2 separate regions of the Mus musculus genome follow, and region 1 is linked to region 2. A link is a loop called in an ENCODE intact Hi-C map of the cell type or tissue named here. Cell type or tissue: left cerebral cortex. All regions are shown on one strand. Each heading gives the region's core, and the rest is flanking DNA. Links, peaks and the distances in the headings are about the cores only.

Region 1 (16,855 bases), core at 4,903-12,902, 950 kb after region 2:
ATGCTAGATCTGGAAATAGATATGTGTGTGCAATCAACAAAAGTGTTGGTCAGGCAAGTTGATGGATCACAGTATTGCATGAGGAACAGAATGTTAAGTATAATTATTTTCAGGAAAATGGCAAATAGTGTCTAGCTATCCTAAAATTGTGATCTGCATGCTTACATTAATTTTGAGATTCTTTTCAAAATCAAGAATATTCCATTAGGTCATTAAAAATTAAATGAACTAAATTAAACATAAAAAATTACCTTAAGCTATTTTCTCACTTAAGCCAACTGAAATAAATAAATTAAAAAGCTTAAGCTCATTTTTCATTTGTAGGATCTTTGTCAGATAGGCTTAATATAGGGCAAGAAGATGGTGCCACTGAGTCTATTTTCTTGCTTTTGTACATATGAGATTAAATAAATAAAGGAGCTCAATAAAGGATAGCCAGTTGTAGAGTTCTAGTCTTAAATGCATGTGTCCTAGAATTCTATGCTCACCACTGAAGAAGGTTGGGGAGATCATTAATTAGGGAGTAAAATTGACATAAATTGTGAGAGAAGTTTCCACCTGAAAATTATGGCATGCTGCAGAGCCTCTGAGTTAATTTGTTTTTCCTGTCTCCGGAGTCCATTGGTCTTACTCTCTAAGGATCATTTGTTTGCCTTATTCCTTCAAACTAGACACATTAAACTTCACTAAATATTCATAGAAAGATATCCCTTCTCTCCTTTCCATTCATTTTCACTTCTAGATTTGCCATGCACAACATATGCCATGAATTGAATTCATGGTCTCATGCTACCTAAAGGTTTTATCACTGACATATCACAAAAACTCAGTGTTAGCCTTTTAGCAATAAGAATAAAGAGATGACTGTTGAGAGATGATTTTGTGCACTGAGTAAAGGTTGGCTTTGTGTTATTCAATTGCTGATTTTTGTACCAACAGGGAGTTGAGTACATGCTGGACTTTGTTATTTTTTTTGAAGCATCACCTGTATCAGTGTTTTGTAAACATCTTTCCCCATCACCTTCTGATTGGTTAATACAAAACTAATCAGCCAATTAGGTAGGAAGAAGAAAATTGGGTGCGAATTCCAATGTCAGTCAGGAGATCCCAGAGAGATGATAGGGGAGAGCGAAGTACCAGGAGGAGAAGAAGGCATAAGAGACCACGTGGGGGTACCAATAGGATTTGCCATGAGATTGTGGTGAGAGATGAGCTATGACAAAATACATGGACCAGAAGAAGCCAGTGCAAGACCAGATGGCAAGTCACAGATCACTTGTCTGTGTATTGTCAGCCTAGTCAGGTTAGAATAGCCGCCCAGCCAAGGCTTAAATTTTGTTAATAAAAGTACAAGGTCTCTGTGTCTTTATTCAGGAGCTAAAACAGGATAGAGTAGTTATAAAATTGCACAGAAGTTATTTGAAAATAAGGGTGTATAGAAAATCCCCCAAGAATTACTTTAATGGATGAGTATCTCTGGAAAATTATGCACCTTACAAGTGAGAGCAGAGTAATAGCTGCTACTTCCGGTAATATCCTATGATTTGGATGCTTGCTATCCAGTACATTTTCTCAGAAAACCCATTAGTGACCTTTCATCAGGGCTCAGATGAGAGAACTGTTTCTGCAAAAGCACTTGCCCTGCCCACTTAAGCAGATAATGAAGACTGGTGTTGGAGTCTACTTACAGATGATTCCAAAGCTATGTTTTCAATGGCTGGTATGGACAATCTCTTTTCACTAGACTATCTCTTTTTATTCATTCCAATTAATCCTGCAGTGGCAAAGAAATCTCAGAAGGTATGAAAGGCAAAGTAAAAATAAGTAATTATTATTTCTTATTCTCTCTTTCCTTGAGTATTAGATTAGTCCCAATTATCAAGGATAGGAAATAGAGAATATTCCAGGTAAGGTTCTTATCAATGCCAGCATTCAGAAATGACTTCCCAGACCCTCAGAAACATAATCTCCAACTCATGTAGAAAGATCTTAATACATGATACTTCCACCCATTCTGATGGGTGTCTCATGTAGCTGCCCCACTAACAACAGCACTGGATGACACGCTACATATCCCACCCACCTGCATTTCTTCAGCTCTTTATGTGGCATCTGAAAGAGTTCCTTCTAATTAAAATTGTGCGAGCCTTTAGAGGACTGGATGAGAATTACAAAATCCTCCACAGGTTTGCAGCAGGAAGTCCCTGGACACTTCTCAGGAACTGGGGTACACAACACATGAAATAAATTGGTTCTTTCATCTGTATATTGACCTTTCCCTTCTGGGAAGATTGGTCTTCAAGGGGATCCTAGAGAGAAGACTGACTGGGGGAAACTACTCTCTTTAAAGAACTCATTTAGGCAGTGTGTGTAGACATGAAAGCATTTGATTATTAAATACTGACAAAGGAAAGAACAAACACACCAATACACAAATACACATTTCATGCATCTCATGATAACAGAACAAATTTATACACATGCATGTTCTAATTTGTTTAAAATTTGGCCAATATCATGGATGAGGGACTCCATTCTCAATTCTGATTCTCTTGCTTTCCTTTGTGTCTCTCCTCACATTTAAGGACAGAACCATGGTACCAACTCTTCTTTACCAGTTTGCTTCCAAGAAGTCTCTGACTATGTGAATCCCTCCTCTAGAAAATGGAATCTTAAAGGATAATTTAGATTACATAGATGTTCATGTCAACAAAATGTACATGTGATCTTCCTATGAAAGAGATAACATGTTGAAAGGTATAATAGCTTGGCCACTGCTGCATCTCAGAAAGCTTTCCTTATCCACATTTGGTGTTCTAGGGATTTCAGCCAAAACCAGCATTTGGTGGGATTGTTTCCACATCTTTCTAACCTGGGTAAACAACCTGACACTCTCAACAGGTCATTTTGCATCATTGCGACTGCTGGTACAAAGAAATGTATGTATGTGTGTGTGTGTGTTTATGTGTATATATATATATATAAATGTAGCTATAGATAGATGTAGCTATAGATATATAGATATTATAGGTATATAATTAATACTATACTATATGTGAAAGCAGCTTGACTCTAAAGAAATGCCCATACTGTGTTGCTTTAACTTGCCCAGGTTAACTACTTCATGAAGATTTTAACTTTCATCTTTAGACTTATCCTTCCACATCAATAAGAGTATAAAAATAAGATGGTTGAAACATCCATTTAAAATCTCATTTAGATTTTAAAGCAAAAAAAAATTTTTTTTTGAGTTGGGATATTGTAGGTTGGCCTCAAACTTTCAATCCTTCTGCTTTAATCTCCCAAGTGCTGGCATTATAATCACGCACCATTACACTTGCTACAGCACCATTTCTACTGCAATAAGTCCTTTGATTTTTGTGTATTCCTTTCTCACGACAAACTCTTTCTCTCTCTTGCTTTTCTTTTTAAATTCAAAACACTTTCTTACTGGATTTCTTATCTTTAAAATTAAGCTCTCTGGGACAGGCAACTCACAGAGCAATGTTCACTTTATCAGGAACTGTTGTCTGCTCTGCAAATACATTGCTTAAATACCATCAATCGATACATCTGGGACAATGGGAACTGTGGAATCAATTTAGCAAGTAGAGTAAGTGTTACCCAGTATATATGCACTTATGCATTAAAATGTTTCTTTTTAAATCATTGGACTTCAATACCAGGGTAACTATTTGAGACATAATCTCAGCTTCCTTCATTCAGTTTCAGTTGACTACTGACCTTCAATGTGAGCATTTAGAATTCATCATCAGGCAGATCTCTGCTGGGATAAAAGATTTGGGGATTTATTTTCTATAATGTACATTATTTGTAGTTTTCATCTTCTGCATTACTTACAAGAGCCTAAGGTCTAATACAACCTTGACTAGCAGAGTTCTGTGTACAAAAAACGTGCACGCTAAGCTATTTTGAGATGCAACTTGACTTCTAAAAACTATTTCTGCAGTTGCATGACAAAGACTGCATCTCTTCCCTTAAGACTCATTGTTTTCACTTCTGTTTTAATACTGAAGAGCTGCTGTTCCCATTGAGCTGTTTGTGTAACTGAAAGCATTATACCTTCACTACAAAAAAGTAGATAACCCTAGGTACTGTTTAGAAAGAATTGTGACCCACAGAATTACTGACTTTTGGTACAAAAGAGGCTTAATATAGAATGTAATACTAATACCTGCCCATACCAGAGAGCTGAAAGAAAATGATAACAAAAGAGAGGTCATATGAGAGTCTTGGTAATGTTGTTATGAATTAAAGGAAATATTTTGTACATTCTAAGATGATTGACAGAGATGGTGAGATCATAGGAGGCCCTCTTATAGGACTGCTAGTTTGCATTTGTTTAATTGTTTTCATATATATAGATTATATAGATATATAGATATATAGATGATACATAGATATACAGATTAGATATGTAGATATGTAGATATATAGCTATAATATAGATATATAGATATATGGATATATAGATATATATAGACATATAGATGATATATAGATATATAGATGATACATAGATAGATATATAGATATATAGATTAGATGTATAGATATATAGATATACAGATATATAGATATATGGATATAGAGATATAGAGATAGACGGGATTTCACTATGTAACACCGTGTGACAAAAACCTGTCAAATGTGTGGCAGGATAGCTTCTAATTTACAGAGTATCTTGGATTAAAGGCATATGCCTCCATATCCAGTCAGATCTTGATTTTTGGTATTGTTTTTAACATGGTATCTGTGCATGACTGTATCAATAAAGGAGTGAACTTTGGAATTAAATGTTCTAATTCTGAGACAGGAAACCTTATTAACTTCTGTCCTCTACTCTACTCCTATCCCTCTCTAGTAATTTAGCAGACCTCTAATTGTGAAAATCACTGCAAAACCCAACATCAGACTTACCTCGCAAACCTGTATTACTAACCCACCACATGTCCATATTTCTCTATAAAGTCAAGCCATGTGTCCACAGGTATGCACGCACATATAAATGTACACAGAAACTTTCTTATTTTGAAACAACTATCACATAGTTTTCTTCTTATAAGAATATTGTTCTAATTAAGTACACAGTATTATCTGAATTTTGAGTCAAGTTGAAAAGGCTATACAGAAATCTCAAAGACTTCATTGCTCTGGAAGCCGTTTTATAACAAATCAAGCCCACGATCAGCCTTGAGGGAACTGAGGAGATTAGGGGCATGACTAGTACAGTGTTAGTAGCACTGAATATAGACCTGCCTCATTCAACAGAATTTGGTACCGCACCTTTCTGTGAACACTCAGAGGCTGGTTTTACCAATGGATAGAGTTACCCGTATATGTGCTAATAAAGACCAGGTGGCTACATCTCTAAGTTGGAATTCAGCTGGCTTAGCACACTGGTTGTTTGTCCACCTCATTTGTGAGTTTACAATCCTCATGAGCACACAAAACACACCTGGTGAATACCAGCCCCAAGTATTGATGTAAACACCTGTCTTGTGTTCCGCACAATTCAGACGGCTTTCTTGAGTGAAGAAGGAAAATACCAGATGATAGTAAAAATTTAGCATATTGCAGAACTTCCAAAATTGTCAAAACTGCTACTATTCTTAATCACCTTCCGTTATCTCATTCTCTATATTGTTTGATAAATTCTGAAGAGATGGAGATGTAGGCGTTCACCCTGTTCTGCATTCTTCTCCACTGATCAGGAAACATTGTTGGTGCTGTGTGAGGAGGATTACAAAACCAAATGCATGTGGTATTTCTTATTTACCAGAGAGTAATCCAGATCATATAGAATTTGCTGTTTTTACCTAAAATACGCCATTTTTAAAAGATGCCTTTAAAGAAAAATAGCATATAATAAAACCGCATCCAGATCAAACCTCAATAAATTCTCATTTGTAATTCAACATTGGGCTTTTCAGAGGCCTCTATTTCTTTAGCCACTTGCTTTAAGCCATGGTCAGCCATGGTCAATGACATTTTGAGGGTGGACAGGGAGTTTTTCTCCATGTTGCTTTGAGCTGTTTGCAGACAGAGCCCCGAAGGCCACACAAAGTATCGCTTCTCTGTACCCTGGGCGGGGGGGATGAATTGTTTAATAATGGTTTGTTTTATTTATTCTTCACACAATTACTTCAGGATTCATGTGCCAAGATTGTAATGTCATATTACACAATGACACTGGCTGCAGTCCATCCATGCAAGCAATTTGAGGTTGAGCACTTCACCTTAAAACATATACATCTTGGGACCTTGCTCATGGCAAATACTAAACCAAACCCAAATGGCTCCTAGATTTTGATCTCCCTGCCAAGACTGAGTGCTTAAGTGACAAGCCTGTGGTCTTTGGGAAAAGGAAAGATGATATAAGTATTGTAGAAGCCATGAAGCTCTTTAAGTCCAAAAGTGATAAAGCTATCAAGAATGATCATTGGACTATGGACAGTTCTGATTATTGGGACTTGGAAGTATCTGAACTACTAGAACATTCCTTGGGTAGCTCAGGAGAGCTTCCCTCTTCCCATCTGTTTGTATTAGCCCAAGATTTTGCGCTCTCATTTAAGTTTTTTTGGGTCTCAAGTCTAGCTGAATTTCAGTGTTAAGTATATGAATGTAAATAAGAACTATTTTATAAAGAAACTCCAATATCAGATGAGAATATCTACTGGCTGTTGTATGATTTTGTTTATTCTTTTGCTTTACTTATTCAATACTTTCACTTATTATGTCAGTACACAGAACAACAAGATTGGAGATTTGCATAAGATTATATAAGTAGGGAATGTATTGGGAATGGCGCCAGTCTTTGGAACATAATCTCAGCCATCCAGGCCCATTTGTTTCCTTTGGCTATAACTGAATAGTAGAGCCTATTCATAACTCACTTGTAAAGGAATGCTGTTCTATTTAAATTGTGGTTCTAAAGGTTGAGAAGTCCAAGATCAGTCCCAAGGATTCTTGGGAACTGCCTTTTTGCAGTTGGTTATACCCTAGCAGAGGGCATCACCTGAGAAACAGCAAGGACAAAGCTATTTTGGTTTTGGTTTTGGTTTTGGTTTTGGTTTTGGTTTTGGTTTTGGTTTTGGTTTTGGTTTTGGTTTTGGTTTTGGTTTTGGCTTTGGTTTTGGCTTTGGTTTTGGTTTTGGCTTTGGCTTTGGCTTTAGTTTTGGTTTTTACCACAGACCACATTATGATTTCAGCTAATATCAACTACCCAATGACCCCACCTCCAAATGTCATTTATAAATGAATCTCAAGGTAAAATTCCCAGCCCTTGACCTTTGAGGAACTCTAAGATCAGTTTCAGCACAATGAATAGGGAAAGGACATGAAGGAAAACATAACTGAAGGGGTAGTAGTGTCCCTGAGCCAGGAAAACTAGAAAGGACAAGTTTATAGAAGCTCAAGAGACACAGAAACAACTACTACAGCTTGCATCCTGATCTTAACAGGAGTTTTTCAGAGGGAATGTAGGATATCCTTTGAAACTGTTGTTTAGAAAATTCTCATGCGGTACATTTACACAATGGAGTACTACTCAGCTATTAAAAAGAATGAATTTATGAAATTCCTAGACAAATGGATGGACCTGGAGGGCATCATCCTGAGTGAGGTAACACAATCACAAAGGAACTCACACAATATATACTCACTGATAAGTGGATATTAGCCCAGAAACTTAGGATACCCAAGATATAAGATACAATTTGCTAAACGCATGAAACTCAAGACGAACGAAGACCAAAGTGTGGACACTGTGCCCCTTCTTAGAATTGGGAACAAAACACCCATGGACGGAATTGCAGAGACAAAGTTTGGAGCTGTGACGAAAGGATAGACCATCTAGAGACTGCCATATCCAGGGATCCATCCCATAATCAGCATCCAAACGCTGACACCATTACATACACTAGCAAGATTTTGCTGAAAGGATCCAGATATAGCTGTCTCTTTTGAGACTATGCCGGGGCCTAGCAAACACAGAAGTGGATGCTCACAGTCAGCTATTGGATGGATCACAGGGCTCCTAATGGAGGAGCTAGAGAAAGTACCCAAGGAGCTAAAGGGACCTGCAACCCTATAGATGGAACAACATTATGAACTAACCAGCACCCCGGAGCTCTTGTCTCTAGCTGCATATGTATCAAAAGATGGCCTAGTCGGCCATCACTGGAAAGAGGGGCCCATTGGACACAGAAACTTTATATGCCCCAGTACAGGGGAATGCCAGGGCCGAAAAAATGGGAATGGGTGGGGAGGGAAGTGGGGGGGAGGGTATGGGGGACTTTTGGGATTGCATTGGAAATGTAATTGAGGAAAATACGTAATAAAAAATATTAAAAAAAAAAAGAAAATTCTCTGGAAAAATGCAGATCGAAAGAATTTGCATTTAAGAAATAAATGACTAGAATTATTCAAGGATGGCTAGAGAGTAAGGTACTGTGTTGGCCAAGCACAACTCTATTCCACTTAATTATGTCAAAATGCTTATGCAATAACCATCTATGGTAAAGTTGGTTTAAAATCCTGTTGAAAAATTGTGTCTCAAAAACATTGTATGAACTAGGAAAACAAGTTTGACCTCCTCCTCCTCCTCCTCCTCCTCCTCCTCCTCCTCTTCCTCTTCCTCCTCTTCCTTTTCTTTGAATCACAAGTCATCTACTCCATTTGAAAATATTTGGAAATAGCTGAAGGAGGGCTCAGTTTGATGCTTTGTTTTAAGATGCTGCCATCTAGCGACTCTTCTGTAAAATTGCACTCTGACCATCTCTTTCAAATTTGTAGCTTGATACAGTCCCCACTTTAATAATTTATGTTTTCTGCCATCCATACAAAAGAATTGTACATTCAATAAAATGTACTGTGAGAGCCTGGAGTGGTTTTCTGATACAATGCCACAGCTGTGACCACAGGGGATTAATAACAGGATCCAGTAGGTGAACTTGGTGCCTTCCTCATAGTCCATACTTTATGAATAATTTATCATGAAATAAAGTACAGATTTTTCTTTGGGTAATCTAAGAAAGTTAAACTCTTAACAATGTATAAAAAGGTGAGTTTGAAATTTTCTCTTGTTAAAAAAACTACTCCTCTAATTAGAAATGCAAGTGAGTAGAAAGAGCACTTAAGTCTCACAATTTCTGTTTTTCCACATGGAATTTCAATCATATGGGTATCTTACAATTCACGGTAACAAATGTGAATGTCTATTATGCTTAATCATGAATCTGCAAGCCCAGGTTATGATGACCTCTAAGTGTTCTCGTTGTGAACTACTTGTATTGCTTCCCAGTCAGTTTCAAAAGGTTCATTCCCATAGAAAACATCTTGCTTATAATACATATCATATATATATTTATATATATAATATACATATTTCTCAATTTGGAATAAGAAAAATGGTACAAATTCATCTCTCTACATTAGAAGAAAACAATGAAATAAGTTACACATTCTAGATAAGGTGTTTCTTTTGTTAAATAATAAATGTAGTCACATGATAGTAAGTATAGTTTTGTGAACAGAATTTCCAAGAATAAAAGTTATACATGTGTTAAGAATTCTACAAAGCTGACTAGAACAATGACTGAGAAGATCATCTGAGATTGTGAAGAGCCTGGATGTGGTAGTTTTGGAGTACAATAATCTTAGGCTATCTTCAGTCTCCTTAAGAGCCATTCATTGTTCACCTCTGTGTGTGCCCTGCCATCCTGGTGACTATCAGGTGGAGTATTGGGAACGTGCTAACACAGCAATAAGCTTCCACCAGCCCATAGACTTAGACAGTCATTAGCTAGCACCTGGGAACTGTAACAGAGAGTTCTCTATTTTCTTACAACCTGATACTTCCACGAAAGTCCTTGAGAAAGTGACATGATTTATGGCTTTCTTTTGTTCTGTTACTGCAGGAACAACTTGAATCTGTGTCAGGTACTAGCATGAGACTCTCATGCTCAATGTGGCCCCATTGGGTGGTTGTTGGAGAGTTCTTTCTAGAGGTTGGACTTGCCTTGCATTGATGGATGGATGATCGATGGGTTTGTTTTGAGATGATAGTTGAGATACCGTTCAGTTTGGATTCTATTTATATTTTGTCTCTGAAGCATTTAGTTCAAGGTTAACTATTTAGTTTTTTTTTTTTTTCTGGAAGATTCAATTACAGGTATTTGGTTTGTTTCTGGTTTTAGATTTTTAATTTGCCAGAATTTGGCCTTTTTCCTCCAATATCTAATTCTGTCTTTTACTTGGCCTGCCAATCAGAAACTCCATATTATACATCCAATTGAGAGGGAAGTCCAGAAAGATACACTTATCCTTGGGATGGAAGGAATTTTACTGGCTCAGCTGGAAAGCAAGCATAAGAGCTGATCATCCAGTATCTTGAGCGCCCACACATTACATGTAAATGTCCAAATGTAAATATCCAGGGCTAGTCTGAGATACAGTGGAAGAAAAGAACAGGATGAGTGATACTTACTGAGGGAGTGTCTGCCAAATGTACCATGCGGATTTTACCCAAAGCACAGGTCCCTATGCAGCAGAGAGGAGCTTGTAATGTTCAGGACAAAATGGGAAACAGATTGAATGAAAAAGGAAATATTTGGAGAGAAACTGTGATTTGGTATTTTCCCCATTTTATGTTTCATGTTTTTATTAATTCAACTTTGGAAAAAGTGGACAACTGAAGACAACTTGGCTTACCATTTCCTTGAGAGAGAACGTTTGATATATCTGGGTTCATGTTTTTTGTTTGGGGTTTTCTTTGTCCTTTTCTCTTTTGTTGTTGTTGTTATTTTGTTTGATTTATTGCTCTCACAGCATGTTAATGATCTGTCTAAACTTTTTTGGGGGATTATCTCATCTTGGTTTACTTTTGGAAATTCATTTTCATCAACTTCTTTAGATTTTTCCAAATCACTGGAATATCTTTCAAGATAGGGCCTGATAAGCTTTGAAGTTCCATAGCAACTGCTGTAATGGCCACCTTTCATTGTTAATTTTATTGATTTGGATCTTTTCTCTCTCCTATTTCGTTAGTTTGGCTAAGGCCTTGTTAGTCTTGTTTATCTTTTCGAAGAATTTACTCTTCATGTTATTGATTCCTTGTATTTTTTATTTTGCTTTTCACTTCACAAATTCCTTCCCTGATTATAATGACTTCTATTCCTCTGTTATATGGCCTTTGTTCTTTTCCCAGTACTTTTAGATATCTCTTATTTCTTTTCTTTTCCCTTCTTCTTTCATTTTCCCTTCCTTCCTTTCTTTGTCTTTAACTTACTTAATTTCATTTACATTTTTATTTATTTTATTTATATATATATATTCAATCACATTTCCCTCCCTTAAACTCTTCCAGATTTCCTCCATCAACCCAACCTAATGTTCTTTCTCTTTTTTAAGACATAGGATTTTAAAAAGACAAACAACAACAACTACTACAAAACACTTGATTTCTTTATATAAGCACATAGAGCTACAAATGTCACTTGTATTAGTTTAGACATGTTTTGTTATCATTTGATTCAATTCTAATAATGGTTTTATTTTTTACTTGATCTCTCCAAGGACTCACTCAATGTTAAATAGTGTATTATTTAATATCCATAAGTTTGTGTGGGGTCTAGAATTTTTCTTGAGCTGTAGTCCTAATGCACTATAGTCAGATGGAATATAAGAAATTATGTAAAATTTCTTCTATTTATTGTACTTGTTTTATATTCTAATATGTGATGTGTATAATGCAGTGTTTGAATGGCGTGTTATGTAAATGTCTGTTAAGTTCATTTCATCTATGATTTCATTTAATTAAAAAATTCCCTTATTTATTTATTTGTTTATTTATTTATTATTTAACTAATTTTGGGAGGAATGACCTGTCAATTGGTGAGAGTAGGGTATTGAAGTCATATCTACTATTGTGCTGGAGTTAATCTGTGACTTTAACTCTGATAGTACTTATTTTATGAAATTACCAAGTTTTCAGGGCATACATGTATAGAATAGTAATGCCCTCTTGGTTGATTGCTCCATTAATAAGTATGAAGTTGTTGTCTTTATCTTTTCTCACTTTGTTTGGTTTAAATTATATTTGCCCGATATTGTAACTTTGTGGTGTGCTTGTTTGTAGGGCCATTTGCTTGGGATAGATTTCCATTCTTTAATTCTAAGGTACTAATTTGGTGACACAGTGTATTCTTTTGGAGTCAACAAATATATGATACACACTTTTTGGTCCAATCTATTAGGCTGTGTTTGCAGATTAGGGAATTGAGGCCATTAACATTCAGGGTTATTGAAAGCTGTGTATTGATTTCTGCCATTCTGCTGATTTTGTAGGGTTTTGTTTTCTTCTTCTTTCCATTGTTTAGTATCACTCTTTTATGGCTGATTCTCTTCGGTAGTCTCATGGAGGGATTTATGTTTCTCTTTCATCTGTAAGATTTCTTTAAGTATTTTCTGTAGAGCTGGCCTAGTGACCATAAATTTATTTAGACTATTTCTATCACAAAAGTTCTTATCTTTTTCTTAAATTATGGTCATTAGTTTCACTGTATATAATACCCTGGATTGTCAATGGTTATCTTTCAGATCTTAAAATACATCATTCTAAGACCTTCTAGCCTTTAGACTTCCAGTTGCATTATCTGCTGTTATTCTGATGGCCTTTATGCATGACTTGGCGTTTTTCCCTTGCAGCTTTTCATATGCATTCTCTGCCCTATTTACATAATATTCTAATGAGAATATGTTTAGAGGAAGTTCTTCCTGGTCTTATCATTCTGGATAGGCATCTCTTTTCTGAATTCTGCTAATTTTTCTATCCTGACTCTTTAAAAAATGTTTTCTATACCTTTAGAATAAGTTTCTTCTCCTTATTTTATGCCTACAACTTGCAATTTGGTCTTTTTGGAGAGTCTTCATACATCTTGGGATTTCCACTAATATCGTTTCCTCATTATTTTTGTTGGTCCCCTCTAGTCCTTATTCCTTGTCTTCAAGCTCTGTGTTTTCCCCTTTTACTGGTCCATTCTATCACTGAGACATTGTTAAATTTTTATTTTAGTTAATTTTGATCTTACTTTACTTACTATTTTATTTTACTTACTTTGACTTTAATATCATATCGATTTTTCTTCAATAATTCTTTCTTTTTTTAAATTCTTCTTTCATATTGTCTATCCCCTTCCTTATTGTATTTCCCTACCTGTGTCTTTGAGGATGCTTTTAATCATTATTTTGATTTGTCTGTCTAGGAGAGCCTCTCACTTACACTAGATGTCATTTTTGCAGGAGTAATGCTTTTTGAGGGAGATGATGTCTTGTTTGTTCACATTTCTTTCATTAGTACATTGAGTAATATGCCTTTGGTGAGACTTCTTTGCTTGGTTTAATTTTAACCAGCTATATTCTTTTGGTTGGAGGATTTGTACTGTTCAGGTGGGATTTGGATGAGGAAGTGTAGATTGTATAATTCAGGAAATAATTTTTTCATACCTGGAGCTCCAGATCCCTGGTATAAACTCTGTATAACACCCTCAGTAAGACATTAAGTGGGGAATGAGAACACGTGTTTAGTATTATCACTATCTGATTTTCATTCTAGCAGAGGCCTCAAAGACTATTGCAAGACAAACAACAAAGTATAGAGTGTAGCATACTCATATTTTAGTTAAAGTGGTTAGAAAGGGGAGTGGAGTACGGTAAATAAGAAGAAGGACTAAGTATTAGATTGACTTTGAAGGAAAGAAATTAAGGTAGGCTAAGTAGCTAGGAAAGGAGAGTTGAGATAGAGTTAGGATCTACAGAATTTAGAGATTGTTACATTGATGGAATGTTAAATTTAAGAAGGAAAAGAAATGGGGGCTAAGAATTATAACAAGAAGAAAAGCCATGGGGAGAGGGAGAGCATATAAAATGTGACAGCATAGAAGAATAGAGTAGAGCAGACTAGACTAGAATGAAATGATTTAGAGTAAACTGGATGGAACAAAATAAACAGCAGTCTAAAACCAGCTGAAAAATGGACAAACAAAAGCACAACCAGCCTGAAACGTGCGCATAAGTGGAAGGTAAAAGACGGAGGATGCATGAGAAAAGGAAGGCTTACGGGGTGATTGTGAGCACAGGTGTGCTGTGTTGAAAGGTAAAGATCTTAGAGCCTTCTGCTCCTAGTCAGTACTACATTGTGCTGTATTGCAGAGCGTTGGACAGGGGTCTTTGGCTCTGCAGCCTTGGTGTCTTTGGGACTCTGAATCTGTTGGGAACAGGGACCTGCTACTACACCGTTACAATACTCACAAATAGAATTTCAGCAAATCCCTCTGTCTCCCACAAATGAACTCTGAAGTAAGTGTAATCAAGGCAGTCCAGTTGGGCAGTGCTGACTTTGTTTCTCCTGCTAGACCTAAAGTTTCATCCCTATCCACATTTTTCCACAAGTGAAAATGTCAACGTAGTGAAGAAGGAAGTAGTTTTGCGAAGATGGCTTTTGTCTAGAGGGCTGCCTAAAGGGTTGAAGGAGTTATGGGTCAAATGTTGTGATCTGGGGTATCAGAACATGTTACTCTTCAACATATTGCAGTAGGCTTGAGACGTTTGTCCTAATCATTAAACAAATCAAAACCTTGAATGTTCTTCCCCAGGGCTGTTTTGTTGGCTTTGACCTAGCACATGCAGTTGGAAATGTTGAACTCCGCTTACATGACTGGGGTGTTGACTTTGCCTGCTGGTGTTCCTATAAGGTAGGAAATAATATCAGACAGCCTTTTTTTTTTTTTTCCATTTTTTATTAGGTATTTAACTCATTTACATTTCCAATGCTATACCAAAAGTCCCCCATATCCACCCACCCCCACTCCCCTGCCCACCCACTCCCCCTTTTTGGCCCTGGTATTCCCCTGTACTGGGGCATATAAAGTTTGCAAGTCCAATGGGCCTCTCTTTCCAGTGATGGCCGACTAGGCCATCTTTTGATATATATGCAGCTAGAGTCAAGAGCTCCGGGGTACTGGTTAGCTCATAATGTTGTTCCACCTATAGGGTTGCAGATCCCTTTAGCTCCTTGGCTACTTTCTCTAGCTCCTCCATTGGGAGCCCTATGATCCACCCATTAGCTGACTGTGAGCATCCACTTCTGTGTTTGCTGGGCCCCGGCATAGTCTCACAAGAGACAGCTACATCTGCGTCCTTTCAATAAAATCTTGCTAGTGTATGCAATGGTGTCAGCGTTTGGATGCTGATTATGGGGTGGATCCCTGGCTATGGCAGTCTCTACATGGTCCATCCTTTCATCTCAGCTCCAAACTCCATCTCTGTAACTCCTTCCATGGGTGTTTTGTTCCCAAATCTAAGGAGGGGCATAGTGTCCACACTTCAGTCTTCATTCTCCTTGAGTTTCATGTGTTTAGCAAATTATATCTTATATCTTGGGTATCCTAGGTTTGGGGCTAATATCCACTTATCAGTGAATACATATTGTGTGAGTTTCTTTGTGAATGTGTTACCTCACTCAGGATGATGCCCTCCAGGTCCATCCATTTGGCTAGGAATTTCATAAATTCATTCTTTTTAATAGCTGAGTAGTACTCCATTGTGTAGATGTACCACATTTTCTGTATCCATTCCTCTGTTGAGGGGCATCTAGGTTCTTTCCAGCTTCTGGCTATTATAAATAAGGCTGCTATGAACATAGTGGAGCATGTGTCCTTCTTACCTGTTGGGGCATCTTCTGGATATATGCCCAGGAGAGGTATTGCTGGATCTTCCGGTAGTACTATGTCCAGTTTTCTGAGGAACCGCCAGACTGATTTCCAGAGTGGTTGTACAAGCCTGCACTCCCACCAACAATGGAGGAGTGTTCCTCTTTCTCCACATCCTCGCCAGCATCTGCTGTCACCTGAATTTTTGATCTTAGCCATTCTGACTGGTGTGAGGTGGAATCTCAGGGTTGTTTTGATTTGCATTTCCCTGATGATTAAGGATGTTGAACATTTTTTCAAGTGCTTCTCTGCCATTCGGTATTCCTCAGGTGAGAATTCTTTGTTCAGTTCTGAGCCCCATTTTTTAATGGGGTTATTTGATTTTCTGAAGTCCACCTTCTTGAGTTCTTTATATATGTTGGATATTATCAGACAGCCTTTTATTTCACATTGGTTTTAATAGAAAGAAAATGCTTGGTCCACAACTTACATTCTATTTCTGTCAATGCCATGTTTTCTTCTTTAGGAACTAGTGAGGTCATATGATAGAGTAACACAAAAAATAACTTTTTCTATTCCTACAACTGTAGAAAATGTATTCATTAAATGCCTACACTACTATGAAAATAAATTAAATATTGAGAAAGACTCCATACTTAGAGCATAATTCATATTGATGATGCCTTTAGTTTTTGTGGATATGAAAACTAAGTTACAATATTTGAACATATATGAATTAGTAATTATTTGGCATAGTGCATTTGAACAAAAGCTTTGAAATCTGTTAGAACTTAGTTTAGCTGTTACATACAAGTGATACTGTGCATTCAATGGACACCTCTGGATTGTCCTGGAGGAAGGACTTGATGCAAGAAAACACAGATACATGAAGAATAGCCAAAGCAGAGCTTTGTATTAGAAAATGGTCAATTTCTAAGGTAAGAAGTGTGCAAGAGCAACAAACACTTAGTAGTTCAGATGGCTCTACTCTACAAGGACTGTACCTTTGGGGTTGTTTTGTTTTGTTTTGAGCATTCCATGTATATCCTATCTGTTAAATGTAGTTCTATATAAAACTTCATGCATCACATACACATATTTTGAGCATTTTATGTCTCCTCCAA
Region 2 (16,855 bases), core at 3,631-11,630:
CCCTCTTCCTTTCACACCTTCACTTTATCCCCCCTTCCAGACCCCTCCTGTTCCATTAAAAAATATCCATTCTATTTTTCTTTTCTAATGAGACCTATGTGTTCCTTCTAGCCCCTCAATCGATATCTATTTTCTGTGGTTCTATGGATTGTAGGTTGGCAAATCATTGACTTAAAAGGTCATAGCCTCATATAAGTGAATAAATACTATATTGTCTTTCTCGGTCTGGTATACCTCTATTATGATATTTTCTACTTCTATGCAATTTCCAGAAAATTTCATGATGCCATGTTAACAGCTTATTAATAGTATTATTATGTAAACAATGCCATATTATCTTTTCTGTTCTTTAATTAAGGGGTACCTAGATTGTTTTTAAATTCTGGCTATTACTTTTTTTCTTTTTATTACGTATTTTCCTCAATTACATTTCCAATGCTATCCCAAAAGTCCCCCACACCCTGCCCCCCCACTCCCCTACCCACCCATTCCCATTTTTTGGCCCTGGTGTTCCCCTGTACTGGGGCATATAAAGTTTGCCTGTCCAATGGGCCTCTCTTTCCAGTGATGGCCGACTAGGCCATCTTTTGATACATATGCAACTAGAGTCAAGAGCTCTGGGGTACTGGTTAGTTCATAATGTTGCACCTACAGTGTTGCAGATCCCTTTAGCTCCTTGGATACTTTCTCTAGCTCCTCCATTGGGGGCCCTGTGATCCATTGAGCAAGTGTTTCTGTGATAGGATGAAGCATCCTTTGGGTATATGCTCAAGAGTGGTATTGAGGAATATTGAGCTAGATTGATTCCAGTCTTTCTGAGAAATGGACTCACTGATTTCCATAGTGTATAAATTTGTACTTCCACCAGCATCACATGAATGTTCCTCTTATTCTGCATTTCACCACCTTGAGCTGTCACTTGTCCTTTTGATCTTAGTCACTTGGACAAGTATAAGATGAAATCTCAAAGGAGTTTGATTTATATTTCTCTGACTGTTACAGGTGTTGAATATTTCTCAGATGTTACTTAGGTATTTGAATTTTCTTTATTAAGAATTCTCTGGATCTATGCTTCATTTTAAATTGGGTTATTTGTTTACTTGATATCTAATTTCTTGAGTACTTTATGTAGTTTGGATGTATAGTTGCTAATTTTTTTCACAGTTTTTAGTCTTCTGAATTATCCCAATGAAATTATCATTTACTGTGCAGAAACAACTCAGGTTCATGGGGTCCCATTTGCTGATTGTTGATTTCAGTACCCACTATATTGGTGTTCTCTTTACAAAGTCTTTTCCTGTGCTAATTGGTTCCAGTCTATTTCCCACATTCAATTCTTACATATTCAGTGTATATGGTTTTATATTGAGGTCTTTTAACCATTAGGAGTTTTGTGTAGGGTGGCACATATGGATCTCTTTGCATTCTTCTATATGTAGCTATCAAGTTCAACCAACCATTTGTTAAAGATACTGTCTTTTTTTTTCCCAGTGTGAAATTCCGCTTTCTTTATAAAAAATCAGGTGTCCATAAATGTGTGGATTTTTATCTGTCTCTTCAGTTCAATTCCATTGATCAATGTAACTTTTTATTTGTTTGTTTATTGTCTTATTTTCCAATCATATACTATTTTTATTACTGTAGCTTTAGAGTACAGCTTGAAATCAGGGAGAGTGATACATCCAGTAGTTCTTTTATTGTTTATGATTATTATAGGCATGCTGTATTTTTGTGTTTGCATATAAAGCAAAAATTGTCCTTCTGAGGTTTGAGATGAAATGTGCTGGATTTGTGATGGGGATTGAAACTATAGATCACTTTTGGTAGGACGGTCTTTTTTGCTGTTTATTCTACTTATTCATAAACATGGGAGATCTTTCGATCTTCTGATATCTTCATCAAATTCTTTTGTCAATGACTTGATGTTTTTATCATAAAAGTCTTTCACTTACTTCATAAGAGAAAACCCAACATATATTATTTGAGGTTATTATGAAAGGACTTATTATCCTGCTTTTTTTTTTTTTAATCTGTTTGACATTTAGGAGGGTTATTGCTTGTTGTTGTTGTTGTTGTTGTTGTTGTTAAATTTTTATCTAGCCACTTTGCTGAAAGTGCTTATCAGCTGTGGGTTTTACTGGTGTGATTTTTCAGGTCACTAATGTAGATTTTTATATCATTTGCAAATAAAGCAGCATTAGCTTCTTCCTTCCAGTTTGTGTCCATTTGATCTCCTTCTTACTCGTCTAGCTAAGACTTCAAGTGCTATATTGAATCAGGTTAGAGGAGAGTGGACAACCATGTATTGTTCCTGATTTTAGTGGAATTGCTTTCCATTTAATTCGATGAGAGCTATAGACTTGCTGTAAACTGCTTTTATGATGTTGAGCAATAATAAAAGACCTTTTATTCCTAATTGCTCTAAGACTTCATCCTGAAGCAGTGTTGCATTTTGTCAAATTTCTTTTCTGCACCTTGTGTGGTGATCATGTTTTTTTTTTTTTTTTTTTTTTTTTTTTTGTCCTTCAGTATGTACATTGTAATATATGTATTGATTTCGAGATGTTGAATCTAACCTAAAACTTTAAAGTGAAGCTTACTCAATCATGGTGGATGATCTTTTCAATATCCTCTTAGATTTGATTTGCAAGTATTTTGTTTAGTATTTTTACATCTATGTTTACAAGGTTAATTGGTCTTTAATTCTCTTTCTTTCTTTGGTCTTTATATGTATTTGTGTCACTGTCAGTGTGACTCTGGCCTTATAAAATGAATGTTTCTTCTGTTTTTAGTTGCTGAAAATTTTGAGTGGTATTGGCATTAACTGTTCTTTGAAAATCTGGTAGAAATCTATAGTAAAACTAAGCCTTGAGTATATATATATATATATATATATATATATATATATATATATATATATATATATATATATAAAGACTGTGTTTGTCCTGCTTAGTTAATTCTGAGGGTTTTCTTGTGGTGTCATCCACTATTCTCACTCCTACTATTCTTCCTCGCTGTCTTTCTCAGAATTCCCCGAACTTCACCTAATGTTTAGCTATGAGTCTCTGCATCTGCTTTTACCAGTTATTCAAGATTTCTCTGTTGTGAATTTTCTGTTTAGCTCTATACTCCATTATTTGATTGGATTGTTCGGTTTGTGGATGTTAGCTTCTTGTTCTCTTCATATATTTTGGAAATTAGCCATCTATTGAATGTGGGGTTAGTGAAGATTTTTTTCCCAATCTCTAGACTGCCAATTTGTCCTACTGATTATGTCCTTTATCTTACAGAAGCTTTTCAGATTCATGAGGTCCCATTGATCAGTTCTTGGTCTTAGAGCCTAAGCCATTGAAGTTCTGTTTAGGAAATTTTCCTCCTGTGCCCATGACTTCGAGGCTCTTCCCCACTTTCTTTTCTATTAGATCAAGTAAATTTGACTTGGATTCATTCTTTTTGGAGCTTCTAGACAGCCCTTATCTCAGAACCCCTCTCCAAGCCAAAGCATAAGATAAAACAAAAACCATCATATTGAAACTAGATAAGGAATGCCAAGAGAAAAATAAGACCCACCAAGAGAAGGCACAAAAGCCAGAGACCCATTCACTTACACATTCAGGAGTGTCATAAAAATACTAAGCTGAAAGCTATAGTATATACACATAAGACATGATATAGACACAGGCAGACCCTGTGTATGATGCTTCTATCTCCATGAGTTCATAACAACTTAACTTCCTGGTGTCCTCTGTATCTTCTCTCTCCCACCCTCCTACCTCCTCTTCATTGGGGTCCCTTGAGATCTGAGGGAAGGAATACTATAGACATCTCATCTAAAACTGTGTGTTCCAAGATCTCTGCATAAGATCTGCCAGTGAGTCTCTCTATTGTTCCTGTCTGCTACAGGAGGAAGCTTCTTTAACAGTGCCTGATGATCTATGAGTATATTAACATTTTAAAATTCATTAGAAGTAATTTTATTTTTACACATTTTTTTTAGACTGGTCATATTTGGATTTACCCTTGTCCCTGAGGTATCTATTTTCTTGTTCTTGGTAACCCAAGCAGTGTCAAGTATGGGTTCCATCTTAAATGACAGACCTTTAAAAAACAAATGGACAAACAAAACAAAATAACAACCAAAAAGATTTTTAAAAATGCCTTTGTTCAAAGGTATTAGTAAAGTCCACAAAATCAGGTAGAAAAACCAACCACAAAAGTCTGTTGAGGGACTTGCCAAGAAATCTCAGAGCCAAGTTTAGAAGTTTTTAAACATATTAAAGCAGAAAGCAAATTGGATAATCATTAGGATCATATATGGCTATTCTCCAAAAAATGCATTAAGAGGTGGAAAGTAGTTGGTAGCAAGAATGAATTAATGTTTTTGTCTAAGTCACTATTAGGGAAGCATTAAGAATATGCTAACGGTTGGCTAAATATGAAACGTGTGCTTTTAATTAATTATGGTGTTCAAAGACAGATAGATCTCAGGCGTATCCTCTACTTTATTCTAGAACTCTACAGAACACACACATCCACGCACACATAGTTTTCAGTTATGTAATTTATAGAAGAGAGTTACTAGATAACTTGAGACAGAGCATGCATATATATATACCTTTTGAATGAAAATTGCTACCCACTTCTTTCTTTTAGTAGTTTGAAGGATATATATATATATATATATATATATATATATATATATATATTTATGGAAATTTCCCCTTTCTACTTTTTCCTTCAAAGGTCTTTAATGAGTTTTATGTGTTTTGATACAAAGATTATTTTATGTGTCCATGTAAGAGCTTAAGAACTACCTCTGAGTATAAAGAAACATCAATGCTAAAAGAACACATTCGAATAAAATGTTTTGGGAAGGGCATGAATAAAGGCTTCCAGAATCAAGTGTTTAGATAATTAAAGACTGCCCAGGAAATGATGTCCATTCTAAACCTGACTAGGTGAACACTTCTCAAAAGCACACAGGGAAACAGCAAAGTAAAGCAGCTATTTCATTATGGAAATTTTAAAGTGATTTAATGAAACAGTCAAAGCAACAATTTCCTAGTAATAACCTAACAATGACCAAACAGTGACACTGGCTTAATAGTGACTTAGCAGTGCCTTCTAGTCTGCAGTCTCAGTCGTAAAACTTACCAGGGAAACACAAGCAATGAGAGAAATGAACCTAAAACATGGGCTTTTGTGTTACAAACTCATCAGTTGGTTTTAGACAAATTTTTAAAAGTGAACTGTGTCTTGTCTAGAACTTGAAGATAATGTTTATTTGACTCAATGATTATGAGCAGACCTATGAGAAAATGAAGATGGGCAGATATAGCAGCGTACAATTAAACTCTGCTCCAGAAATATTTATTGAACCTAAGATTACACATCCTTAAGTCACTCCATCATCTTAATTTTCAGAAGCTAAAAAAAATAATGAAAGCCCTCTGGATTCTACCTACACACATAAGAGGATCATATAATTCTAATAAAACTAGTAAATGAATGAATCTGTTAGAGATTGATAGTAAAAGAAACTGCCTGGCTGAGCTGGGGTTTCAAACATGATTGTGTATTATTACAACCGGTTTCTGAAATCATGGTTCTAAAGTAATGTGGCCATATCTTTGATTCTGGTGTATACCTTGGTTAGAACATTGAGCTAGGTGGGGTAATGGTAATGGTGTTGTAATTCAAAAAACTGTGAGTGGCAAGTTATTTAGTTGGGAATGGTAGGAGGGTAGAGGAACATGAGAATGTTTGGGAATTAAGGAGGAATTTAAAAATTCATGTGTAAGCATGGATCTGTGTACAAGATATATAAGAAAATGAGCAGAGAGATGGGGCCTGAGACTATGACTGTCTGTTATAAACTGAGCTACCTCAGGAAACTCTTTACCTAACATAACAGATGCACAAGTGTCTTGGTGAGATGTACATCAGTCCTCCATGTGTCTCCCCAAGTTCAGGTAAATGAAAAAGAATGTGGTTAGAATATCCTGCTGTGATCTTCCCAACGGAAAAAAGCCTTCCGGGAGAATTGAGAGATGACCTTCCCTTTGTGAAGTTCAGGGCTTTAAAGAACATACCCTTGATGACTTTGGAAGAGATGTCACATAGCTGATGGTCTTTTGTTTACAGCATTTCTTTATTGAGGGAATTTTCCCTTGGCTTGAGGATTCTGTTCCCATTTACAAAGCCTGCTGTTAGGGATCCCAGGAAGACAGAAATTTTGAAAGAAGCTTTCCTCCACAGTATTTCAAGCCCGAATATCTTCAGGTGCATTTTCCCAACATGTTGACAGCTGTGCCACCTTATTTGAAGTTGTACTCAAGCATTCCCTTGACACACTCTGGTTTGTACATTTGGCTCACAGTTTCCCATATAATGGCAGTTAGGGAAATTGCTCAATTATCACTTATCTTTATATAAATATATTCAGTCGAAAGAATGCCTTTAAGGATTGTATTAGGTCAATTCTTGAATATCAGAGAGGACAAACAACTTGACTGTAGTTGAGGAGCCCAGTGGAGATAATGTCTCAGTTTTAAAAGCAGAAAGAAGAGAAAACATGAAGAGACACAAAAGCACACAAGACTGCTAGTCTCTCAGGAATCCGGAGCTCCTCATTTTGCCAAGGAGAAGTGTAAATGTACTGAGTTTATAGGAGTGTTGTCGCTTTGTAAAGCCAATCACTAGAAAGACTCTCATTCCTGGGTGCCCTGTTAATACTCAAATCAAGCACTTAACTTTTATGCCACCTTAGTTCCTCACTGGCAATAGACACAAGAAGAAAGTGTTATTAAGAAAAAACGTCTTCTCCTGTTAAGGATTGAAGCCTTCTAGTAAGCCTGTGTCCGAACACTTGCATTTGATAATTACTTAACATTTACAAGAGAACATCCCACACATAAGAAACTGGCAGGTTGACTGACAGGATTATTACATCACCGAGACATCCTTAACTAGAACTAGATTTAAATAGAGTATATAGCAATTATGATGTGTCAGCGGCTAATGAGGCATTCTCTAGTCTACAGAAGAATCAATTGCAAAAGTCTTCTGTAACACCAGTGAGCTGAATGAACCACCCAAACTTGTTCTGTGGTGGAAAATATGACTCTAATACACTTTCTCACTGCACCTCCAAATCCGTCGCCAGCATTCTAAATTGGCTGAGACATATGGGCCAGTATTTGTACCAAGTGCTAAATCAGTGTTTTCTGAAATGTAAGCCACAATATTAATTTTATGGTTAATACAATGCTTCAAACATTTTGGCAATAGTAAATACAGCTTTAAGAAAGTTCAGGGGAGTGACAGCATTGTGATTGTGACTGGTGTATCAATGTCATTAGAAAGTCATTGTCCTGGCACTGTAAACTGCATGGATTTATGCGAGGTAGAGACTGTCCATGCTTCTGTGACTGCCTTGCACTTTGTCAATTGTTTTGTTTTGAATTCCAGGCCTAAACTTCACAAAAAGCACCCAGTATTTTCCTAGATTTGAGATTCAAAAAGAATTTTCCATTCTATTTCTGAGTAACATTCTGACTTCATCCTTGAAATTCTTTCCCACCCAGACTTTCCCTGGTTGTCTCACAATCTTCTTACTTCATTAACAGTCTTTTCCTACAAAGTGTGTTTTTCACTGCTCACTCTTTCTTCGCTGGGGTTCACTAACATCATAGTAATGTTCTATGACTCCCTATAACTTTAACATTATGAACTGGGATATTTTTGTGGATTTTAAATGTAGTCTGAATCTTCTTCCTCCTACAACTCCTTTTTTCTTTTTATATATTTTTGGGGCTGATATACCTAAATCTATTATTTTCACCCATTATCTAATAGGCATGTTCTTAATCTCCATGACGGCCACTGATATAGTCTCCAAGACAGAGCTATAACCATCTTATATTCATCCTAGTTCTTTATTTTATGTCCAGGGCTCAAATCAACATGTAATTTGCTCATTGAGCTAGTGAACTAATCTATGTGTTTTTTCCCCTCTGCAACATCATAATAGGTGGTAACCTATTTTAAATATTTACCACCTAGTCCCTAGAATAACACATTACACATTATTTTTAATCCTTTTCCTTATTAACTGCTCTTAAAAGTTACTGTCGGAAAAATGATTCATTCTCTTAGGCAAATTTAGTGCAAGTGAGAGATTCAAATTCCACTGTGATAATTTATTTTTATGTTAACTGAAATAGCCAAATATTTTGCTTTGTCTCACACAAACGAATAAGCAGAATAATAAACAAAGAGTAAAGTATACTTTCCAAAGGTTATAGAATGATTTAATATGAAGATAGAAATAAAATGGTAATCTCCTTCCGCTTAGTTGAGAGTTCCTTCAACCAACCTCCAAGACACAAACGTGATGTTGTGTGTACTATTATATTACATGCTTAAAGTTGTTTTGAAAAAAAATTCTCTACCTCCCACAATAAAACAGCAGATATTGAATATAGGGCGATATTCATATAATAAACTTATTTGAATTAATCACATTAGGCTCCCATTTTCGGCCTCTAAAAATATAAATATTAGTATCTACCTGAATTACTGGTAAATACAGTATTTCATTTCTTATTAGATATTTTCTTTATTTACATTTGAAATATTATCCATTTTCCTGGATTATCCCTTGGAAACCCTCTACCCCATCCTCCGCTCCTGCTTCTATGTGTCTGTTCCCCCTTCCACTCACCCATTCCAACTCCCTACCCTGGCATTCCAGTATCCTGGGCCATCAAGCCTTCACTGGCCCAAGGGTCTCCCCTCCCATTGATGCCAGACAAGTAGCAATCATGCAAGACGTTTCATCAATAAGTAAAAATACTTGGATGTGATATTTCATATCTTCATGATTCTGGAATCTGAGACAGGGTAACAAAGAATCACAGTTCAAGAAGAGTCTGAGCTGCAATTAGACCTTGTCTCACACAAACGAATAAGCAGAATAATAAACAAAGAGTTAAGTATACTTTCCAAAGGTTATAGAATGATTTAATATGAAGATAGAAATAAAATGGTAATCTCCTTCCGCTTAGTTGAGAGTTCCTTCAACCAACCTCCAAGACACAAACGTGATGTTGTGTGTACTATTATATTACATGCTTAAAGTTGTTTTGAAAAAAATTTCTACCTCCCACAATAAAACAGCAGATATTGATTATAGGGCAATATTCATATAATAAACTTATTTGAATTAATCACATTAGGCTCCCAATTACTTTTAAACCATTAACTATGGTCTTGTTTTGTGTGATTGCTTGTGCTCTCAGCAGGTTAACTGTAGTTTTTGCCCAGCAGTACTGGAAGAAGCAGATGCTAGATAAGTGTTTCAGAATAATGAGTGGAAAATGCCGGGGGCTTTCAGGGAAAATATGTAGCAATACATGGGGCTCATCCACTGGCTGTACTACGTTAAGAGTCACCAGGTCATTTGACAACAGAAAGCATTCAGAATTTATGTATTTTATCTACTGGGGCTAATGGACATGTAGAAATGAATCTTCTTTGCTTTTACAAACAGAGATACAAAACACACTGCAGAGAAACATCAGTGTTGCTTTCTGCCCCGGCTTTGACTGAATGCACTTCTTTAAGTGCCTATCTTTCTTGATATTAAAATGGTATTCATCCCAGCCCATATAAGCTTTATATTACACAACTTTTAGTTGTAATTGCCAGAATAAGTGCTTATTCCTATAGACATGGGTGGCAAATATAACTATACTCTAGACTTCATCAGTATAAAAGATGCAAAGCTTAATAACGTCAAATTTCATCTTCCCTCTTCCCATGGTCTCAACACCATTATCCTCATCATTACAATCATGGTTGCTGTCATCATAACTGCTCTTCATACCTGGTGCATAGCTCTTTAATAATGAGCTAGGGACTTTAGCATGTAGATAGAAGAAATTTCTTCTCTATTTTAGTTATTTCACTTATTTTTCTGTAGTACTTGAGATAAAACCTAGTGTGCTCCACAGTAGGCACATGCTCTAACACTGACCTACAACTCACAATCTTTCTGTCTCTGTCTTCTGATGGCCAGGGTTATAAACATCATTACCTCTAGCTTAGAGATAAGAACTTTTAATATTGTCAGTATTCATATCTTCATTTCACAAATGGGGATATTTGTAAATCATATCAAGTATATTTCATTTAATATCAGAGTAAACAAGAGAATAGGGTTTCAAAATATCTCAATTTCTTCTTCTTCTTTTTTTTTTTAAAGAAGGGTTCTTTTATTTTAAGATTTATTTATTATTATATGTAAGTACACTGTACCAGGAGAGGGAGTCAGATCTCATTACGGGTGGTTGTGAGCCACCATGTGGTTGCTGGGATTTGAACTCAGGACCTTCAGAAGAGCATTCCATGCTCTTAACTGCTGAGCTATCTATCCAGTCTCATTTTTTAACTTAAGTGTTTCTTATTATTTTTTATTACAAAAATTAATAAATTTTAAGGGGTACTTATTTAAATAATTTAATTATGCATGCAGAAAATGTAAAATTGAAAAGAGGATATTAAAATTAAAACAGAAAAATATGTTTAAATAAAATATGTCACATTAATTTAATTAAAACTTAACATTTTGAACATTGTGAAAAATTCTTATTAACATAAATAAATGCTTATTCTAAATAATAAATGAAAAGTTCTGATACTTATGTTTATGCATATAATCATTTAGATTGTGACATATATTTAAATAACAGTCAAATAAGCATAAGGGTTATGACATACAGTAACTATACAGCAACTAAGCTTCCTTTTCATGTTCTTATATATTTGAAAAGTAATCCTTAGGCTATTAAGATTATGAACATATTTAAAAAGCTTTTCAAAGAAAAGTAACATTGCTAAAGATGATTTTGCTTAGTAACATCAACTGTTTCATGCTCTTTAAGAGGTAAAGGAAAATGGTCTTCATCTTGTTTATTCTAAGTTTGTCTGTTTTCCCATTTGAGTTTCTCTTTGTTGTTAAATGCTCTTAGTTAAAATATTTAAAATCTTCACTGTTGCTAAAAGATGCTCTTGTCAAAGAGACATCATAGACATCTTAGATTTGTTTATGATGTCCAAGTTTACATCATCAAAGACACTTGTTTCTGAAGATGTTGCCATTCATTATTTTAAATGGGGTCACCACTGGTAGGCTGACCATGCCCCAGAAGACGGCTCCACATCCAGGACTGTATGAGGAGCAGAAATTGAGATCAATGGATTTATTTTCAAAAATGGATCAAGAATGAGTTAGAGGAAAGTGTTATGGTTGAATATGGTTAAAATACATTGCATGAAATTATCAAAATACTAATAAGTCATTAAAGTTAAAAACTAGCCAATTAGTTAATTTTATTGAAGGTATGTTATACTTAAGAAAATTTTTGGCCGATTTCAAGTTATATTTTGTTTATTCAGTTTAATTACATTGTAAGAATATGTATTTTGAGAATATCTCATTTCAGTGGTATTCAAAGTTTGAATGTATAGGCCAATTTTTTCAATCAAATTTGAGAAATTTCATATTCCTTTTTATTCTTTTACTGAAGATAGATATCTTTCAAACAATATATTTAGATTATACTTTCTCCTCTCCCAGGTCCTCACAGTCTCTTCTCCACCTCTCTTTCATCCAAAGCCATATAATTTTTGTCTCCTCTTAGGAACCATACAGTCATACAAAGAACCAAGTTATCAAGCAAGATGGGGAAGGACACTTCATATTCATCAAAGGAAAAATCCACCAAGAAAAAGTCTCAATTATGAACATAATAAGATAAGACAAAAAATCATAATAGGACAAAACAAACATAGGAAAAAAAAGAGGCCAAAGTACAAACAGAAGAATCACACACATTCATTGAGACACACAAGCTATAACAAACAGGAATCCTGTAAAAACAAATCTAGAAGCCATGATATACATACATACATACATACATATATATATATATATACTACTGCTGGGCATGGGTCCTACCCTTGTTTCCCCAATGAGACTTCATTGAGGAAAAGTAATCTCTCATTTGCAAGTGTGTATTAATTAAAAATAGGTGCTGAGTTAGGGATTGGGGAATGTGTTTACTTCTCTGAGCTTTAAGACCCCATAAGGTGTAAACTTATACAGTTCTGATGCATGCTGCCACAGTCTCTGTGTGTTCATATGTGCATCAAATGTTCCCATATTTTTTCATAGCATCAACACTTTTCAAGTCCAAAGTTCAAAGTCTTTTCTGAAACTAATACAATCTCTTAACTGTAACCCCATGCAAATCCAAAATCAACAAGCAGATCACATGCTCCCAACATGCAATGACACAGAATATAAATTAGCATTCTGAAAGGGAGGAGCATAATGAGGAAATATTAGACCAAAGCAAGATCAAAAACTAGTTGGCCAAATTCCAAACTCTGCATTCCCCGTGTCTGATTTCTGATTTCCTATTCATTTCAGCCTTGACTACAACACAAGTCTCTCCCTTGTGATGTTTCCAAGCCCTGTCAGCAGCTCTTTTTTGTAGGTGTCCCACAACTTGGTCTCCAAGCCAATGTAATCTTCTTCTTTATGGCTTTATTAAATTTTCTCTGGACTCTCATGCTAGTAAATCCCTGACACAAACTTGGTCTTAGTAACTTTCATTAGCCAGAAGGAGGTTCTGCAATCTCTTTTCTTGTATCTTGGATTCTAAGGCCTAAACCATGTAGATGAAGCTGCCAAGTTCTTCTGCTTGCTAGGACTGAAACATGACCTGATTTATATACATTTTCACCAACTTTCTGGTTTTTGATGCTTTTCATTACTGGTTAAGCTTGGCTATCCTAGAACGTGCTTTGTAGATCTATCTGGTCTTTTATTTATAGATCCACCTATGTTTGCCTTTGAAACTCTGGGATTAGAGGTGTGCACCTCCAATCATTAGGCTTTTCTTTGAATTGTTTATCTCCTTCAGTACAGAACTTAGCTCTATTACACTTCCCTGTGTTCCTTTTCTCCTCAGAGAATACATTTTGTAGTTTTTCTTGCTCAGCTTGTTTCTTTTCATTATAGATCTATGTAAGAGTCACCACTAATAACCACATGCTAGAAGGAATCTAGACTATCCTGAAATCTCCTATGCCAATATATTAATCCTTAACTCCAGTTTAGCCTCAGGCAGATGTTTTTTTTTCTGACCAGAACAAAAAGCAGTCACAATCTTTGCCAAAATATCACGAGTGGTCTCTAGGTCACATACTAATATACCACCCCTCTGAAACCAATTGAGCTGGGTCTGAATAGTTCAAATCACATTTAGTACTACTATCCTTCATGCTTCCACTAGTATGGCCTTTGAGGTCCACTTAAAGCATTCAACCATTTTCTTTATCCAAAGTATCAAATCTATTTTCCACCAACAAGCATCACTGCCCAGCCTATTATAGCAATACCACTCCTTGGTACCAACAACTATGTTAGTCAATGTTCTATTGCTATGAAGAGACACCAAGGCCAGGACAACTCTTATAAAGAAAGCACTTAAAGGAACTTGCTTGAAGTTTCAAAGGTTTGGTCCAATATTCTCATGATGAAATGCAGGCTGACACAGGCAACAGGAAGGAGAGAGAGCCTAGCTCAGACATCTGAAAGTGCAAAGTCCACCCCTAGTGACATACTACCTTCAACAAGGCCACACCCACTCTAACAAGGCCATACCTCTTAATCTCTCTCAAGTATGGAGATCCCTAATCAAACTACCACATGGAATGGGGGACTAAGTGTGGTAGGGAAAGATATAGCTAAGATGGGTGTCATAATAATATCAAGCTAATAGTTAATTTATCATTTTGGATTTGACTATTGACTTGATATATGTATAATACTGACCATATAATTTCATTCCGGTGTACACAGACTATCAAAAATAAGAGAAAATACAATTCTGTAATGGTATTTTGTAAAGGATTGTGGGCATATACACCGACTCTGTTGGAATAATGAAAAGGGAACAAGCTGTAGAATATAGAAAACTTTCAACTTAACAATATTTGTATATTAAAACTGAGACAAATAGAATAAATGAATATTGGTTATTATAGTGTCCATTCTTAGTTTGCTTTGGAGTTATTGAAGTATTTAATCAACATTTCAAATCATAAAACAAAACTAAATGCTTACTGATACACAGCTAGTCAAATGTCTACATTCAACATTGTTTTCATTGTTCATATTCTAACAAGGAGAAGTCAAGAGTGACTGTCAAGGTGAGGAGGACATCACCTCATCTCAGTAAAGCCTGGGGGACTGAATTCAACAATTTCTCAGGCTCGCTCGGCCGTCCAACTATAGGAAATCCTGCAGGAAGCAGCATATTTCTTTTACTACAAGCAGAGCCTCTGAAAAACAATTTATAATAGGTCCTTTCTTCATAGTAAGTGCCTCTATTTTTATTATCTTAGTATAATACCTGACCTGTCTGTATATGCAAAATACAGCTGTGAAAATGGAAGGAGCCTTTTAAGTGCTCATCATCCATTTAGGATCCCTGAAGTGGAGGTCTTTAAATACAACCAGATTTCACTGAAATGAATAATGCTCAGCTTGACTGTCCTTAGAAAACAGAACTGGTTTGTCAGCACTCCAGCTAGGTATTTGTTGAGAAACAACTCAATTAACATACATCTACAAATGAAACCAAAGCAACACAGAGGGGAAAAAATTAAAATAAAATAGAACCCAGCTCTATTCCTTAACCAAGGACCTGTGGGAAATGCAGAGGCCTGTTATCAGGCAAAACAACCTCGGAACTTGGAATAATTGAGTGAGTTAGAAAGCTGGGAGAGGAACCCATGGGGAAGATTGGAAGCCAGTCCAGTGATTCTTCCTTTATGACACACTGAATTTCCTTTGCTCAAGGAGAGCAGATTTGCTTTGCAAAATAGAAGGAATAAGGCTTTGGTGTGCCAGAAAGATTTTGTGTCTGAACACATCTGTAAATTACACCTGGATGTTTGCCTTATATAATTTGGCAAATTATAGAGCTATGAACTATGAAATATCCTGTTAAAATCTCAACATATACTCATATAAATCTAGATACTTACATACATAAATGCCTAAGAATGCTTCTTTGTGTATACTGTAGTTTTTATTTTTTGTGTATGTATGGATGTTTTGCCTGCATGTATGTCTGTGCATCACATGCTTGTCTGAAGAGGGCATCTGATCTGTTGGAAGGAGAGTTGCAGATGATGATGCTAGGGACTGAACCCAGGTTCCCTGCAACAGTAGCTACGGAGCCATCAGCTCATAACCACTGCGCCATCTCTCCAGCTCATACCTGATTTTTTAACAGCATGTGTTCGCAACAGATTGTCAGCATATGAGGAAGAAAACTGATAGAATTAAATGATAGTGACAGAGCCAAGTAAGGTGAATTGCTACATGCTGCTTGTAAAACCAATTTGGAAAAATGGGAATCATTTAAACAAAACTGAAATGTATATAAATTTCAATATATCATTGAGTTCCAAGGTTTTTATAGTTTTGCAATATCACATTGCATGGCCACATATGTGAGTGGGAAAATTAAACTGCCCTGCATGTCATTGGATTTTAATAACCCAGTACTGAGGAGGAGAAAGAAGCAGTAGTCAGTGGAGGATTATGTATAAGTTCTGAGAGAGATTCAGCAGCTCTAAGTGCTTTGTAAGATTGTAATGGCTAATTCATTTCTATTCTTTGTTCCACTAGAATCTTTAAGACTCTCTGAGCCAAGAATCAGCTCTATTTAACATGCATACTTTAATATGCCTACAGTATGGGTAGTATATCATGGGTCCTCAGTAAATTATGTATGAAGGCAGGTAGGCATAAAGGGGTTTCAGTTCATTTTGAACTGCAGGGGTGGTACCTCTGAGTACAAAACTATGATGAAGATGGAAGAAGAGTGGTCTCTCTCTCTCTCTCTCTGGAAAACTGGCCTAAGTGTGGTTTCTATGAAACTAGTAATGGTCCACAGCCTACAGACTGTGGGAATTGGGCTATACAGACATGCTGGTCTCCAGTCTAGCTGAGGTCTGAACCCTGAAGGGTGATAATTCACTGACATGACATGGTAGAAATTCCCTTATGTTCCTGCAACTCTGGATCCTGCCTAAGTTACTGCCCCCACAGCCCCCACAGGAGAAGCATGGCTAGAAGTCATGTAGACAATGGCCCAAGCTTCTGACCTTCAGGCTAAAGTCCTCCCCAGTTTCCTAGCAACAGTAAAGAGCATAAAAGGGGCTGTTAGGCCCCCACCTCTCTCTCTTATTTCTCACTCTCTTACTACTTACCCCTCACTCTTACCCCTCTCTCCTCTCTCTTTGTCATCTCTCCTTTCCCACTCCTCTCTCCTCTCTGTCTTCTCCACTCCTCTCTTCTCTCCTCTCTCCCTCTTACTCTCTCTTTCTCTCTAGCCTTTCCTTCCTGTCTCTGTCTCTGTCTCTGTCTCTGCCTCTGTCTCTGTCTCCGTCTCCCTTCTCTCTTTCTACTTGTCTTTCTATAATAAGGCTCTAAAACCATAGAGAGTCTCTGCTCCAGTCAAGATCCACTGTGCTCACTCTCACTGGTGTTGGGAAGCTCTCTTCCCTCATCCCTCTCTCCTATAACCACAGTGGCTTTAGCAAAGTTGCAGAGATCTTTGCAGGTTCTTTTTAAGTAGAGGAGATAAGAAAAGAGAAACATTAGGGACTTGATATAAACAGTAAGCTCAGTAGAGAGTTCATAAGGATGATCCAGAAATAATTTCAAGGAAACTTGTACATGTGTGGGAAATGAATGTATGGAAAG

The links. A loop is a pair of places that touch in the nucleus more often than their neighbours do. Peaks named below come from ENCODE experiments on the same cell type or tissue, not always from the same donor. Only the 100,000 strongest peaks of a DNase experiment are listed, where the experiment ranks them.
Region 1: a loop joins it to region 2, with 4 times the contacts of the local background. A loop is called at or near these places in 5 of 42 quality-filtered maps.

Annotation. Positions count from the first base shown.
Region 1 is chr2:43,614,278-43,631,132 of GRCm38, forward strand. Kynu (kynureninase) reads left to right here. Exons shown (of 14, transcript NM_027552.2): 9 at 14,676-14,774. Among named protein-coding and RNA genes, the nearest start is that of Kynu, 67 kb to the left of the region's middle. In left cerebral cortex, for the core only: a CTCF peak has its summit at 8,781; a DNase peak (open chromatin) is centred at 8,779.
Region 2 is chr2:42,664,809-42,681,663 of GRCm38, forward strand. No RefSeq gene overlaps it. Among named protein-coding and RNA genes, the nearest start is that of Lrp1b, 20 kb to the left of the region's middle. In left cerebral cortex, for the core only: no CTCF peak of the experiment used is centred there; a DNase peak (open chromatin) is centred at 7,044.